Linked DNA regions of Homo sapiens: region 2 is linked to region 1. A link is a contact called in ENCODE Hi-C or POLR2A ChIA-PET data. All regions are on one chromosome and are shown on one strand. Each heading gives the region's core, a stretch centred on a gene start or an enhancer-like site at or near the end of the contact. The rest is flanking DNA. Distances are from core to core; before and after follow the strand shown. Region 1 overlaps LOC105370656 (a long non-coding RNA gene). Region 2 has its middle 66 kb from the start of LINC02291.

Region 1 (7,807 bases), core at 1,696-4,195:
TACTGACCCCTTACACAGACGACACCTCTATTACCAAAGTCAGCCTGCAGCATTAGTACTGTTATTCTGACTTAGTTTAAAGGAAAGCTAAAGATCTCAAAGACTGAAAAATGTAGCTAACTTCCGACAGAAAGTCATTGATGAAGTCAACAATCAAATTCAAGTAGACATGACTGGGACTCTTTCAACTCTCCCAACCTGTTTCCAATTTTGACCAGCAGGGCACATCCAGAAACACAGAGTTTAGGGAACACCCGTGATGAGACGAGACTGTCCGCTTATTCGATCATCTTCTTCTACTCAGTTAAACACATTCCAGAGAGCGGAGTTTGAACGGAGAAACCCTTTCATCCCTGGAGCAGCATCCACATTTGTTTCTTGATGTTGAATAAAGTGACTTGCATCACTGCAAATCAAGAATGTACATGATAACCCAGCAACCCCAGCTTCTGATTTATACAGACTGATACTGGAAGATGAAAATGGAAGTGAACCACTGTCTGCATTTTAAACACGTTTGCCTGAGGTTTTATGTTGTTTTCTTTTTCTTCTTTTAGGGTTAGAGAAATTGGCAGGCTGCCCCCAGCCTTTCAAGCGGGTTTCAATGAGTGAAGAGAAGTAAAGGAAAGGTCGAAAATAAGGAGCATGTGTACAATTTCTAAATGTTTCCAGGACGAAAACAGTTGTTCGGACAACCAGAAAGGAAATTAATAAAAAGACAGGAGGGGGTATTCTTACTTTTCTCCTGCATCTGAGAGAAGAAACCAGAGGCTGCACTGGGGACAAGGGATGTCTTGTTCAGTCCCTAAGAACGGGAGTACCCAGGACTCCATCAGCCTGAGTCTTCAGGAAAAATCTTCCCTTGTCATAGCTCCAATCCCACATTTCAGACCATCTCTCAATCTCTTTAAGAAACTTGGAGTAGGAGGATGGCGGATGAAAAAAATCTTTTTTTTTTTTTTGAGACGGAGTTTCGCTTGTTACCCAGGCTGGAGTGCAGTGGTGTAATCTCAGCTCACTGCAACCTCCGCCTCCCGGGTTCAAGCAATTTTCCTGCCTCAGCCTCCTGAGTAGCTGGGATTACAGGCACCCGCCACCACACCCAGCTATTTTTTTGTATTTTTAGTAGAGACAGGGTTTCACCATGTTGGCTAGGCTGCTCTCAAACTCCTGACCTCAGGTGATCCACCCACCTCGGCCTCCCAAAGTGTTGGGATTACAGGCATGAGCCACTGCGCCCTGCCAAAAAATAATTTTAGAGCTTTTTTACCCACAGTATCAAAGCTACTGATATCAGTTAAGGATATGTATCTTCATTGCCAAGCTTGAATCAGCTTTGGGGGGTGGGTGGGAGGAGCAAGGAATTAAGGGATGCTCTTAATTCTGCCAAGGTTGTCTACAGGAGGCCATGGATGGCAGTGGACAAATGGCCAGAGCATGGACTGTGAAACTCAAAAGAAGGGCCAGTGCCTCACTTGCATCCATTTCACAAATTCACATGGTGCCCCTTCTTTGTGTTGATCAGAGAGGGATATAGAACAGGATGTGTATGATTCCTGTTCTGTGGAGTTTATGCTGATGAGGGAAGTTGATGAAGAAAAAAGCAAAGACACAAATTAATAAAAAAATTGCAAGAAGAGTTGGGTGTTTTGAAGGGGGCAAGCAAGGGAAGTATAGTGAATCCCAGCAAGTGATCTGTAGCATTGTCAGGAAGGGCTCTGTGAGGAAGCAGCATTTAATCTGAGACCTAAAGGAAAAGAGAAAACCAGCCATGCAAAAGAGAGCAGAACACTGCAGAAGGAGAGAAGAGATTGACCAAGCTTGAGTGGGGAGAGGTGGGAGACTGAGCACCAGCCAGCGGGTCCGCCTGCCCTGGGGAGTCCTGGCTAGGTCCTGGGGGCCTCTAGAACACAAGGAAGTCAGATATAATTCTCAATGGCCTGGGCAATCATGATAGAGTCTTAAGTAGTGGAAGATCACGCACCAGGGGCCAGCAGGTCCAACTCTGCCACCTGCTTTTGTAAAAAAAAGATTGCCACATAGCCACACCAATTTGTTTACATATTTTCTGTGCTGTTGGGTACTACAAAGGAATAATTAGTAGTTGTGACAGAGACCTTAAGGCCCCAAAGCCAAAAATATTTACCATCTGGCCTTTAACAGAAAAAAATTGCCCATACCTGTCCTGTACCACGTGATCTGTGGCAAACTCAACCTCTTTGAGCATCAGTTTCTCCTTTATAAAATGATGCTGGTACACTGGAAACAGGTAAATTTTATGGTATGTAAATTATATCTCAATAGAACTGTTTATAGAAATGAAGATGTCAATGGGACAGGCATGGAACTGCTGGAAAAAGGGTTAAAAGGAATATCAAATAAAAATCACAGAGCAGATTGGCACACAGAGCTCAACAGCACTTTCTACTGCTGATACTATGGCTAACAGCTTGGTAAAGCAGGTCTTATTATCCTTCCCTTATCCATACACTATAGCTCAGAGAAGTGAAGTCACTACCCTGAGGATGCACAGCACTAAACCATAGGTCCGGGATTCTAGCCCAGATCTCTGGGACCCCAGTATTCCTTCTGTGGATGCACTGTCTTGCCTTTGAGGTAGTTGTGACTCCCGAAATTGAGTTAGGCTGAACGGTGGAAGTAAATTGTAGGGAAGGCAGGCAGTGCTGGTGAGCTGAAGGGCACTCATTAAATGTCTTTTTTCCCTGTTTGGTTTCAGGCTGTGTGAATTCTCACTGCCCCACGTTTCACTTTGAGCTGGGTGTTCATGTGAGCTCTCTACTTCACATGAACTCCGGCCTGAGTTTTGCTTGTTCGAGGCTGAAACTGTCAGAAACTGCTGAGCTGGGCCCAGTTGCTAGGCCCCATCAAAGGCGCTGGCCGGGGCTTCCAGACCTGGGTCTAAGGCCAGCCCACCCACGGCTTACTCTGAGCCAGGACACAGTCAGTTCATCTTGTTTCGAGTTTCGGCTCATCTCCTTTCAAGTTTCGCTCTGAAGCAGTTCACACATCACCCTCTCTCCCTCTTTCTGTGGGCTGGTCTGGGCTGTGAAATGCACCCTGGGAGATCAGCAGCCCTAGCCAGGAGCCATGGTCTGGAAGGCTGAGGGTGGTCTCATCTGGATCTGTAAGCCAGGAGCCTTGGCTCCGTGTGGAGCTCTGCTCCAACCAATGAACCCGGTGAGCTTTGCCAAGCACAGCCACCTCTCCAAGTCTCAGTTTACTCCTCTGTCAACTAAGAGATTGAACTATGACGTTTAAGTTCTTTTGACCTCAAATAATCTAGGCATCCTGGTCTAAGGATGTATCTTTAGGATGAGTAGATTTTAGAGTCCCAGGTTTTATTCTTCCCACTTTTTTAAGAGCTGAAACTGTCTTTAGAAATTTTCTAGTTTTTCATCTTCATTTTACAATGGAGGGAACAAAACCCAGAAAGGCTAAAAGATTGTTCTAAGGTCCCAAGGAAGTCAGTGGCAAAATGGAGACTAGAACCCATGTCCATAGACTCTCAGTGCAGTGTCCCAGGGACACCTACGGAGATGCACTCCGAAGCCCCTGAGTCTTTGTAAGATTTGAGCCTTTCTTGTAAACAAAAACATGAGAAAGAGGCTTCCTTAATACTTATTACACCTTAGATAAATTGGCAGCAATTTTCTTTGCTGTAGCCTGGCACTTTTCCCAAACATCTGGTCAGGGCCGGGCAGGCCTGGCCCTCCCACCCCTCGGAGGAGCAGTTGGGGCTGCCAAAGCTGGAGCCTCAGGGGTCCCCCGGGACGGATGCTACCTAATGTGCTGTCTGCGATGCTCGCTTCACTTCCACAACACCTGCTTTCTGAAGCTGAGCTGCCACTCAATCCCAGGCCAGGGGAGCATGGGAAATCGGCAACAGTCGGGGGAAGCTGGGGAGAAGATGACACAGAAAGGAGGCACCCCAGCCCCTGTGAGGAGCAGCCTGGTGACAGAGGCTTCTAGAGGAGAGTGGTGGGGTTTAATTAACATGCACCATTATTTGGGGGCCATGAAGGATGGTGGCTCTGTGGTTAAGACAAGCTGGGGTGCTCAGAAAGCCCTCCAGCCCTGGGCTCAGCTGGCCTGGTGTGTGTCTTGACACCTTGTGTGGCTTTTAATTTCCGTGACCTCTTCTGGCCTAGGACTCTCTCAGCAGCAATGGAAGCCATGTTCTGAAGCACACAGATCAAAATCCAGGATGCAGATTCTGATCCAAATTTCTTCCTGACATTAGGCAAGTCACTGTCTTCCATACAAGAGACACACGTGCCAAGTCCCTGCTCTAGGCTTTGACTGGGCCTAAAGGTTGAGAAACAGAATTAAAGGAAACTGGGTTCCCTTCTTCTAGCCCACTATTATCCAATTAGAGAGGAAGAATGAAGGCAGATATTAAAATATATATTTTGATATTTATAAAGGAATGAGGATGGAAGAGCAAGAAAAAGAGAGAGAAGGGGAAAGAAGGAGGGAGAAGGGAAGGAAGGGAGAGCAGGAGAGGGAGAAACTTGGGCACATGGGGAACAGAGAAAGAACATCTAACACAGCATGGGAGACATAAATGACGATCCAAGAAGGCCCAGTGGTGGAGTGGATATCTGAGCTGAGTGTCACATGAGGGTAGGCATCAGCCAGTGAGAACGGGAGGGATCAACTGCACCATGTTTAATGCGTGAAATTGAGAAATGGAAAACTGCACATAAAACACTCACCATGGTGCTCAATGAATGCCTGCTGCAAATATCAACCTAATTATCAGGCCAGAGGGGCCCTTGGACATGGTGGCCACTTGATTTAATTTTTCCTGTGCTTTAAACTTTATAAACTGTTACATATTGGGAATCGACCTTATGGAAAACACAACACCTAGAGTTAAGGGATTGAAAAGACCATAAGCAAAGACCAACTGTGGCAGTCACTGGTAGTCATCTACCCTAACTACACTTTGCCACCTCTTTGCAGACAGATTCAAATTTTGTTTGAGACTGCAATGCACCCGTCTGAGGGCATGAATCTTGCTTGGTAAGAGGCCAGTTGGGTCATTTAATTTTGCCTTGCCAGAGGCACACTTTCCCAGCCTCCTTTGCAGCATGTGGCCATGTGACACAGCCCGGCCAATGGGGTTTCTAGGAAAACATTTACTTCCCGGCCAAGTAATAGTGGCATAAATAGAGCTCCCCAAGAAACTCAACGTTCCTTCTGGTTCCCAAGTATTAATCAACCACTGTGCAGTTTAAAAACAAATATCAGCCGTAATAACCACCAAAATCTAGACCTCGAAGCAAAAGACATGCTCAGAGGCATAGTGTTACCACTTTTAGCTGCAAGACTCTTGGCAAATCACTTAAGCCTGCATTTCATTTTTGGCAGAATTAGAACAAAAATACTCCAACTGCAAAGGTTGATTTTGAGGAATGGCCGGACCATTGCATGTGAAAACACAGGTGTAAATACAAAAGTGCTTTCCAGAAGTATCATTCTTAATAATATTTTGGTGCTATTCTCTTGACTATTCAATATAATAATTATTATAATTGCTGCTTATATAATTTTTCTCAGCTAATTGTATTTCCTTATATTTAAGACTGCTAAATTATGAAATATTATCCAACCCCAATGTTTCCCAATAATTTTTCAAAAACATTTTAAGTCATTTTCATAACATTTATGAAGTAAAAGAAGCCTGTGCATGGTAGTTCCTTTTTTATAGGTTTTTATCAATTGTATTATATTTTGTAGTATGCTATTTATGCGATGTTATAGTTTTTTATCTAGTGATGTATTTAGTAGACATAAAATTAATGAGTAAAACTAAATATATTTTTAAAGGATAAAATTGTTCTTACTAAATTTTAGAAAAACATGTAGCCTTCTGACTCAAGGACTTTGTATGTTAACCACATAAGCATGGTGACTAGTGGGGCTTTAGGTGAAGTTTGAGCAAAGGTGCTGCCAAAAATTTGCAAATTTTCTCAATAAAGTTCGATGTGATCATCTCTAAAGTTTCTTCCCATTTATTTCAATATTTTATTCCTCCTTCTTTTTCAATAAAATCGAGGACCTAATACATGCTCAATTCTTGATGGGGTCCAATTGAGCACATACTAGCTCCTCAGTTGAATTAGAATCATTTCCATTTACGACATAATACATATTTTTGAAGTATCTACTTCATAAACACTGGAGAAATGCATAGAAACTCTAGATAGAACTTCTAGATGAGAAGGCAGATCTTGAAGTAATTTTAACTATGAACTCTACCAAAAAGAGGTACAGCATATAATAGAGCATGCTCTGAAACTCCCAACTCTGGCACTTTTAACTATCTTTGATGATTGTGGCACAGGAAATGAGGCCTCAAATCACATCAGAGCCCTAAGAAACCACCCAGTGCTCTTGGAGGTCCTGGGCTCCTCCCTTCCTTCTCCAGGAAGTGAGAAATCCCTTTCTTCTCTTCCTATCAAAACATCATCTCTCTTGTGACTTTTTTTTTTTTTTTTTTTGAGACAGAGTGTCACTCTGTCACCCAGGCTGGAGTGCAGTGGCGCTATCTTGGCTCACCACAACCTCTGCCTCTCAGGTTCAAGCGATTCTCCTGCCTCAGCCTTCCGAGTAGCTGGGACTACAGGCCCGGGCCAGCACACCCAGTTAATTTTTGTATTTTTGGTAGAGACAGGGTCTCACCATGTTGGCCAGCTGGTCTTCAACTCCCGATCTTAAGTGATTCACCCGCCTCGGCCTCCCAAAGTCTAATCTGCCATTTCTTATTTCCCTGTTTTCACATCCAACCTTCCAGATAGACACAAGGTTGGTAAAACCAGGAGCCTGTCTATCCCACCTGCTGCCAGGTTTGCAGAGTCAGGAGGGGACGAGCTTGATTCTGGCTGCTGACCGCCATCTTACTCTTCCCTCTGCACTCTGCATTCCTCCTGAGCCAGCGAGCCTTCCCCTACCCTCGCTTTGTTGTCAAGTGTTCTTTCTACCCTGACATTTCCCACAGCTTTTCCAGAGTCGTTTGGATCCGACTGAGATCCCAATCTCCCACATTTTAGCCAAAGTTCAAATAGTGACTCATCTGTCCTTTTTAGACCAAGTTGATGTGTAACCTAATATTTCCAGAGAATACATCACTTTGTGTGTGATAACTTCCCAGAGAAAGCCACAATATCCCACAGGCATGATTGGGAATTATCACGTAAGTTGGGAAAGTTGGAGTGCCCACACTTGATAGCTATACTGTCCTTGCAGGGGTCCTCTCAGAGCCTTTACTCATCACCAGGAAAAAGAGCAGAGCAGAGAGTTGCAGAAGCACAGAGGCTGTGGGCCTCATTGTCCCTTGCTTGACTCCTAGCAAAGGAAAGACTGAGTGGCAATCTGTTCCCCATATGACACAGGGACCTCCGCAGATATTTAATGACACCATAGATGAGTATGAAGGCCATGGCGGCATTATTAAAAATGTACGGGACAGGGATGGGAAGGATGGGGCTGGGGGATGTGGATGGATTTCAAAACCTGGAACAAATGAAAGTAATTTGGGAAGAGTCACAAGCAATTTAAGCTAAGGTACCATATCTCCCTTGAAAATGGCCAGGAACTTGGAAGCTAGTGAGAAATAAAAGAATCCAATCATGACACTTTTCCTTTGCTTATATTTTTTCAGTTGTTTGGGGAGTGGGAGAAAGATGATTGACTTCATCCATGTCTCTTCCCAAACATGGTTTTTGTATTAAGGATTAAATGATAGTTCTCCAAAAGACCTGACAAGTTAAGGGAAGACAAA
Region 2 (7,807 bases), core at 2,947-5,446, 610 kb after region 1:
CTTGGACACTTTTTGGGCACTGTCAGGTCTAGATGGCTGGATGTCCCGTTTTTGTGGCCTTGGCTGCTCATAAAGGGTTTTCTCCTGATAAGCATAACAAAGGTATCTATTTCTTACATGATATCCTCATTCCGATTCTAATTCTCAGACATTATTGTTGAGCCCCCGGATTGGGATTTAAGCTGTACCCACACTTCAATGCACAGTGAGAAATCGTTTGCTAGGTTGGAGCCCACAGAGGGCTAACACACCCATTATGTGTGGATTTGATTATTTTAAATCTCAGAGAACAATATTGATTCCAGCGTTAGCAACCACCTATTGTCACCTCCAGGAGGAATCAGATTGTGTGCAATGCAAACTTCATCCACCATGCACAACCCACAAGCATGTACCTTTGTACATAAGGTCCTATTTTGGTCTGGGTCCCATTTGGGACCTATGTCTTTCCTATGTCCCATTTGGTCTGGCTCTTCATCTTCTGCATGTAATTCTAAGCCATTCGCATCTCCCAGGCTTCCCTTTTGCCTTTGATAACTTCTTTGCATGTACCTTCCTTCAAATATTTCTTACATCTACCTCTTTCTGATTATTCTCATTGCTGTTATTGCGAATCAGATCCTGGCTACTTCCAAACTGACCTACCATGAACATTTTATTGCCTCTGAACCAAGCTTTCACATTCATCAAGTCACTTCCCAGCACAAAACTCTTCACTGGACTCTCTACCCTATAGCCAAGATTCCATACTCCTTAGCCTGGATTCTGAGACTCTCCACAATGTAACCACAAGCTATATATAGTCAACAAAGTACATCTTTCAGCATCTGAAGACCTGGACTCTAGGTCCACTTCTACTGGTTATAAGCTTAATAAAACCATTTCAATACTGTGAATCTTAGGGGTATTTTTTACCTAGGGAAACACAATACTTGTCTACTGCAGTGGTGGAAAGGATCTCAAGAATAATCTTCTGTAGAATATCCATGCCTCTGAACTCCTTTAGTCATACTTCCAACATTCCCCTTCCAACTTGCTCTTCATTTCTATGTCACCCTAGGATCAGTTGCCTATCTCCCTGGCTGTAGGACAATTTTAGAGTCCACTCTGATCATTAATTCTTCTCACCATCTCCTCTGCATTTAGGCAAATTGGGGTAGATTCCAGATCTTTAAATAGTTTTAGAGAGAGCAAAATCATGTTAGGCAGATTAACAACAAATAACGAAAGCCCTGAAATACTAGAGAAATCTGTTCTTTATTCTATAGACAGTGGAGACTCCATAAAACTCAAATGATGGCCAATATCAATATAATATGCTACTTTCTGAGGAATATTTAATCCCTTAACACTGAAGACAAAAAAAAAGAAGGAATGAATTCAAAGAACACATGCAGCTCTGGAAATTTTATTGGACTTACTAAAGAGAATTTTGGTCTGAGAACTGCCAATTGCCATCAAATCCTTCTAGTTAGATCTCTGCTCTAAATGGGATTAAAATCAGTAAAACTTAAGTTCTTTCTCCCCTGCTTCTTCTCCCGCTCCTCTTTTTCTTGTCTTTCTCCTCTCTTCTTTCTCCTTCTTCATAATTGTCAATGTGTTGCTATTTACAGAGAAAATACATTCATATTTGTTTTTCATTCATGAAGTAAGTTGGATGACTGTGATGCTCCCTGTGTACAGACTATGCAATCAAAGTTCACACAGAACTAGTAACTTGCCTGAGGTCACACAGCTAGTAAATGGAAAGCTATGACCTGAACTTTTTTCTTATAAATCTAAGATTTGTGTTTTGTCTTTAAAAGCAGTAGTGCTTTTATCATCATGCACTCAACTATTAACAAGTGTTCCAAATTTTAAGCATTCTTGCAACTGACAGGTTTAGAATGAAACTCCAAAACAATGAAAGAAAATAAAGCAATCTTTTACATAATAGATATAACAGATAAAATAATGTATTAATGAACAACTCATGAATTTATTTTGCTTTTATTTTCAAAGGAAGGGGTCAAAGCTCTTTTATTCTGGAACAATTATTGTATTTCTGTCTTTCTGCCTATGCCTTCCATGTATTTATCAGGGCAGTGGGGAAATACAGGCATACTCTCCTAAATCATGTGTCTTCTGGCTTAAAAAGTGAGTATCTTCTTTTCAAGATGACACTTCAACTGAATATGGATATGAAGTTGCTGGCAGAGTTATCTACCCACATTAATTGTCTTCTTCAGAGTAATTATTGTCCACTTACTACATTAAGGGTAAATTTATCATTTTCTCCCATTGTTGATCAAATTTTGGATTTCATTCTGAAGAAAGACTTCACAACTGTGCTAAGAATACTTCACCAAGAATGCATGATGGATCTCATTAGTTCTCATGCTTTGATTTTCTTGAACTTCCATGGGAGTCCCTGATTGGGGTCCAAAGAGGACTCATGATAGCTTTCTAATCTGGGTGGAAAATAGGATTGGGGTAACAAGAAAGAAGAAAGATGATGAAGTCTCTGGGGCAAGCTTTACATGGAATCAGGATTTTAAGTCAATGTAACCCTAAAATATTTTTTTCAGTTTATTTATCCTCTTATTTTTCAAGATTGGGAAGCAATTTCAAGGACAAGGGACTTGCCCAAAATGATGAGGCTGGTCAGTGGCAGCTGGGGTTGTCCATTTATTCATGCATTTGCTTGAACTCAGAGGTCCCCAGATGACACTCCCTCACTGGGTGTCATGCTGTCTTCCAATGGGCCACTGTCATGTCCTTTAAAATGCTGGTACCTTGTCATTCCTTCTTCATAGAATGACCTTTCTTTTGTTTTTTTTGTTTTTTTTTTTTTTTTTTTACATGCTTTATTCTCTTTGGTCATTGCTAAAATGTCACCTCTACAGAGACATCTTCACTGACCATATTTTCTGTAGTAGATCTTCTCCTCACTTTCTCTCCCTGTGTTACATTTCTCTACATCACCTTTCAACTTGTCTGTTACTTGTTGCTTTAAACTTGTTTGTTACTCATTGTCTCCATCTCATATTGGCATGTAAGCTCCACTGCAGGCAGGATCTTTATATAAAGCAGGGATTCAATTAATATTTGACCAATGAAGGTTGGAGGTTTGGATGGGTGGATAGATGGCTTCATGTTGTGGAGTCACAAGAATTGCAAGAGCCAATTCGACTTATGAAAGGCCCTTAAAAATACAGTCTTTTATTTAGTTTTGTTTGATTTACTTTTGTTTCCCCATAAAAATTCTGCAAATCAGAAACTTAAAAAAAATTATCTGTGTCTAGGAGGGTAGCTTGAGGTCTCCAGCCATGTATCTTGCCAAGTGTCTCCAAGATGCTGCCCCTTCCAGGCCTTGAGGATTTGCTCTGGCCTCTGTGTATGGGCAGGGGAATATGACTTCGCTCGTAATAGCAAGGGCTAGTGAATGTGATCTGGAGCCAGGAATAAAATTCGTAGTAAGACTCTGGAACAAGAATAGTGAGCATGAGGTGAGAGGAATGCTCCTCAAAAAGCCTGTGGTGTGGCAGGTTTTGCAGAAAGAGAGAATGAAAGACAACAGGGGATGGCTAGCCAATGAGATGGCACAGGCTTCATCTCTTCTCTGTTTTGGCTAAAATCCTCATATCTATATACTGACATGTAAATCACCATAAAATGTTGGAGAGTCTTCTTTTGTGGCAAAATAATTGCAGCAGATATCAGAAGACCTATATTCTGATCCCACGTCTGCCTTGAGAAGTCATGCCTACTTTCTGTGCCTCAATTTCCTTATCTGTAAAATGGCCTTATTTCTAAAATCCTTGCCCCATCTGAGTCAGAAGGTTGGGGAGCTGATGAGCTAATTTTCTAATTACTTTGCTTAGTTGTGAAGTCGTACACAAATGAGCAGTCTCACTTATCCATCATAAAATCTTACTAAATGGTGTCTTGCTTTGTTTGGTTCAGAAAGAAATGTTTATCCTGATCGTGCATTCTGAGAGTTCACAGGAATTTTAAATCTAATTTGATTTGTCTGATTTTGACTTTCCCTCGACTTCCTATTTCAAAAGTGAAACTAAAGGAGGATCTATTTCTCTTTGGTTTCAGGTTCTAACAGTGGGGCTTTTTTTTTTTTTTTTTTTTTTTTTTTTTTTTTTTTTTTGCATTCTGATTGCAAGCACTGCCTAACAAAGCCATATTTAAACGCAGGGAAATGTCACTTACATGTTACAAAGCTCACAGAAGCAAGTCTGTCTCTGCTGAATCTTTGAAGATGCTGCTTAATAAAACCGAGAGATCTTTCTGTCCAACAAAACCTCTGTGCATATTTTTGATGAAAGGGGTAAAAAGGGAAAAAAGAGCAAGGTGATCACAACAATGGTTTTTCATTACAGTTAGATACCTCCAAGGTTTAGCGTGGCAAAGCCTATCAGAAAAGATTGGGTATTAATTATGAAGGTACACTTCAATTTATCAGCAAAGGATATCAAACAGGCCAAACGCCACAGTCTCTCATATAATTTATCTCTTCCTTGTAGGGAGGCAGATAGCAACGATTTGCAAATTGCCTCCTCTGCAAAAAGAAGGGAGAAAAACATACACACACAACACACAATTAAAAGCAGATAAGCATCAGGCAATGTGTCACATTTTCAGCAGAAAGCCAAAAGTGGAGGTCTTAATCTCTGGGGTTGGTTTGCTGCAAATGCACTCCCTGATACTTCCCTTGACGTGACTATTTAACTCCTATTAAAATTAATAGGGGTCAGGCCTGATCATCAAGGGAGAAAGGGCCTCCTGGCGCAGATAGGCTTCAAGTAATAAGGATTTGGTGATTACTATATTATTTGTCCGTTCATTTTCAGATTATCTTGTAAGTGTGTGCTCCTTGTGCTCTTTGGTCCAATTATGAAGAATAACATGTCGCATAGAATCTATTTTTATTAAAGCAAACTTCTTTTCTTAAGAAGCATATAATTTGAGAGGGCATATTGGCAGGATCCTAATGCAGAGAGCTCAAAACTTTTTCCCCCAAATAAATACTGTCACTTTTTCTAAACTAGGTGTACTTTTATGAATCAACTGGGACCTCTGACCCAAAGATTGGGACAGCATCAATCCATAGAGAAATCCCACTCAAACATGACTTGGGTAATAGGAGAGTGTAATTTTTCTGAAAAAAAAAAAAAAAAAAGTGATCTGAACTTAGAGTCAAATGATAAGCAAAAATCTAAAATATCAGTGCTTAACAAAATTATCTGGACTCAGTTTACTCTTCTGTTAAATGGGGAGAATAAAAACACAGGCCTCAAGATCATTACAAAGACCATGAAGAGTGATGTGAGCTTGTACAAGGTGCACCAGTCACCTAACACCAGACTCTCATCTCTGCACTGAGGTGATTCAGGAAGAACAAAAGAGTCAACATCTATTTGCAATTTTTCTAAGTACTGCAGACTCCGAATCTTGCCAATTAAAGAAATTAGAACAACAACAATAATAAACATAGTAACATCAGCAGCATAATTTTATACAAGAAAGGACATTTTAAAGGCACAGGGACAAAAGCATTTCTTTGAAACAAAGAAAGTTATTGTCATGAAAATCATGCTGCATCTCTTATTTTTCTCATTTCACTGCAGACTGGTGAAAACAACCTCTCAAACCACCTCTGTTCTACAGGTAGGCATTTAGAAGCCTCTGAAATGGACCATCAGGACAGCCACAGATAAGTTCAGTAGCTCACAGAGAAAGTGATGATTAAGCAAGAAGAAGGCAGTTGAGCTTTTTCTTACTTTCTCATCTGCAGATCAAAATGCCATAATATACATACACCTAAACAAGGGTACTTCTGTCTCAATTTTTTGTCAACCTTTACTCTCCTTTTCCACACATGTCATTGGATCAAGCTTGCTACTTTTACTGCTTGAATCATCCTTCATAAATTTTGGTTTGATTAAAGCTTTTTGGTTTCAAAGTCTATTTTGTCAGATATTGATATTGTATTCCAGCTTTCTTTTGGATTGTACTTTTACAGTCTTTTTCAAAAAACTTTTTATCCTAAACATTTCTGTGTCATTTGTATGTGTCCCCCTTATAAATAGATTACAGATGAGAATTGTTTGCTTGTTTGTTTAATTAACTTTTTATTTTAAGATAATTCTAGATTCACAGGAAGTTGTGAGAAATTGTAAAGAGTACCGTCATAACTCTAGTGTGCTATCACAGCCAGGATATTGACAGAGGTGTGGTCAAGACACTGAACACTTCCATTAACATGAGGTTCCCACTGGTTACCCTTTAATAGCCATGTCCACCTCCCTCTGCCCTCACCCGTCCTAAACCCATGGTAACCACTGCTCTCTTCTCCCTTTCTACAATTTTCTTATTTCAAGAATGGTATATAAATGGAATCACGCTGGCCAACATTTTGAGATTGACTCTTCTCTCTCAACATAATTCTTTTGAAATCCATCCTGATCATTGTATAAATCAAATTAGTTCCCTTTTATTGCTGAGTAGTATTCCATAGTATGGATGCATTGAAGTTTAACAATTTACTCATAAAATGATATCTAGGCTATTTCAATTTTTTTGCTACTATAAATAAAACTGCTATATTTGTGTACAGATTTTTGTGTAAACTTAAGTCTCCATTTCTGTGGTATAAATTGCTCATGTCTCTGATATAAATTGCTCACTAAACATTGCAATTGCTGGATCATCTGGTAATTACATATTTAATTTTTGAGAAACTGACAAACTGTTTTCCACGGTTGCTATACCATCTTCCATTCCCACCAACAATGTATGAGTGATCTGATTTCTCTGTATTCTCATCAGCATTTGATATTGTCACTATCTTTTATTTTAGCCATCCTGATAGATATGTAGTCCTGTCTTGTGGTTTTAATTTGCATTTCACTCGTGGCTAAGACATTGAACATCTATCTTTTCATGTGCCTATTTGCTATAACCTATCCTCTTTAGTAAAATGTTTTGTTATTTTTTGACCATTTTCCAATTGGATTGTTTGAGCTTTTTGTTTGTTTATTATTGAGTTTTGAGAATTCTTTATATAGTCAGGATAATTGTTCTTTACCAGATATGTGGCTTGTAAATATTTTCTTTTATTCTGAAGCTTGTATTTTCATCTTCCTGACAGTGGTTTTAACAACGCAAAAGCTTTTAATTTTGATGAAATCTAACTTATCCATTTTTCCTTTGATGGATTGTGTTGATGTCAAGTCTTTGCCTATTTCTAGATACTAAAAATGTTCTCTTATGTTTTTCTCTAAAACATTTATGGTTTTACATTTAAGTCCCTCATCTCTTTTAGATTTATTTTTTGTGTAACATGTGAGATGTAGATCATTTAAGTTTTTTTTTCTTTTTCCCCTGGATGTCCAGTTGCTCCAGCACCATTTGTTGAAAAGGTTATCCTCCTCCACTGAAGTGTTTTTGCATTTTTGTCAAAAATCATTTGGTATATTTGATTTGGTATATCTGTTTCTGGGTTCTCAATTCTTTTCCATTGATCTACGTGTCTATTTCTATTCCAACACCACAGTTTTGATTACTGTAGCTATATAAAAACGTCTTAAAACTGTGTAAACAGGGTCTTCCCACTTTATTCTTCCTTTTAAACATTGTTTTAGTTTTTCTATTCCTTCTGCTTTTTTATATAAATTTTATAATAATCTAGTCTATATGTACAAAAAAAACTTGCTGGGATTTTTATAAAAATCACATTAAACCTGTCTACCAATCTGTGGATTGCTGACATCTCTACTATGTTAACGCTTCCGATACATAAACATGATATGTT

The links. A loop is a pair of places that touch in the nucleus more often than their neighbours do. ChIA-PET counts read pairs that join two places held with the same protein, here RNA polymerase II (POLR2A). Pooled maps may share reads with other maps.
Region 2: a loop to region 1 is called in a pooled map, with 4 times the contacts of the local background. The contact joins two enhancer-like sites. A Hi-C loop is called at or near these places in 1 of 50 pooled maps. POLR2A ChIA-PET finds 5 or more read pairs at or near these places in 2 of 52 experiments (HEK293 and naive thymus-derived CD4-positive, alpha-beta T cell).

Annotation. Positions count from the first base shown.
Region 1 is chr14:98,222,594-98,230,400 of GRCh38, reverse strand. The region is part of intron 1 of LOC105370656 (a long non-coding RNA gene); the gene reads right to left. Among named protein-coding and RNA genes, the nearest start is that of LINC02295, 91 kb to the right of the region's middle. Within about 2 kb of position 2,945, at least 3 of the 41 ENCODE cell types and tissues checked have a DNase peak (open chromatin) inside an H3K27ac peak, as active enhancers do.
Region 2 is chr14:97,617,045-97,624,851 of GRCh38, reverse strand. No RefSeq gene overlaps it. Among named protein-coding and RNA genes, the nearest start is that of LINC02291, 66 kb to the left of the region's middle. Within about 2 kb of position 4,196, at least 3 of the 41 ENCODE cell types and tissues checked have a DNase peak (open chromatin) inside an H3K27ac peak, as active enhancers do.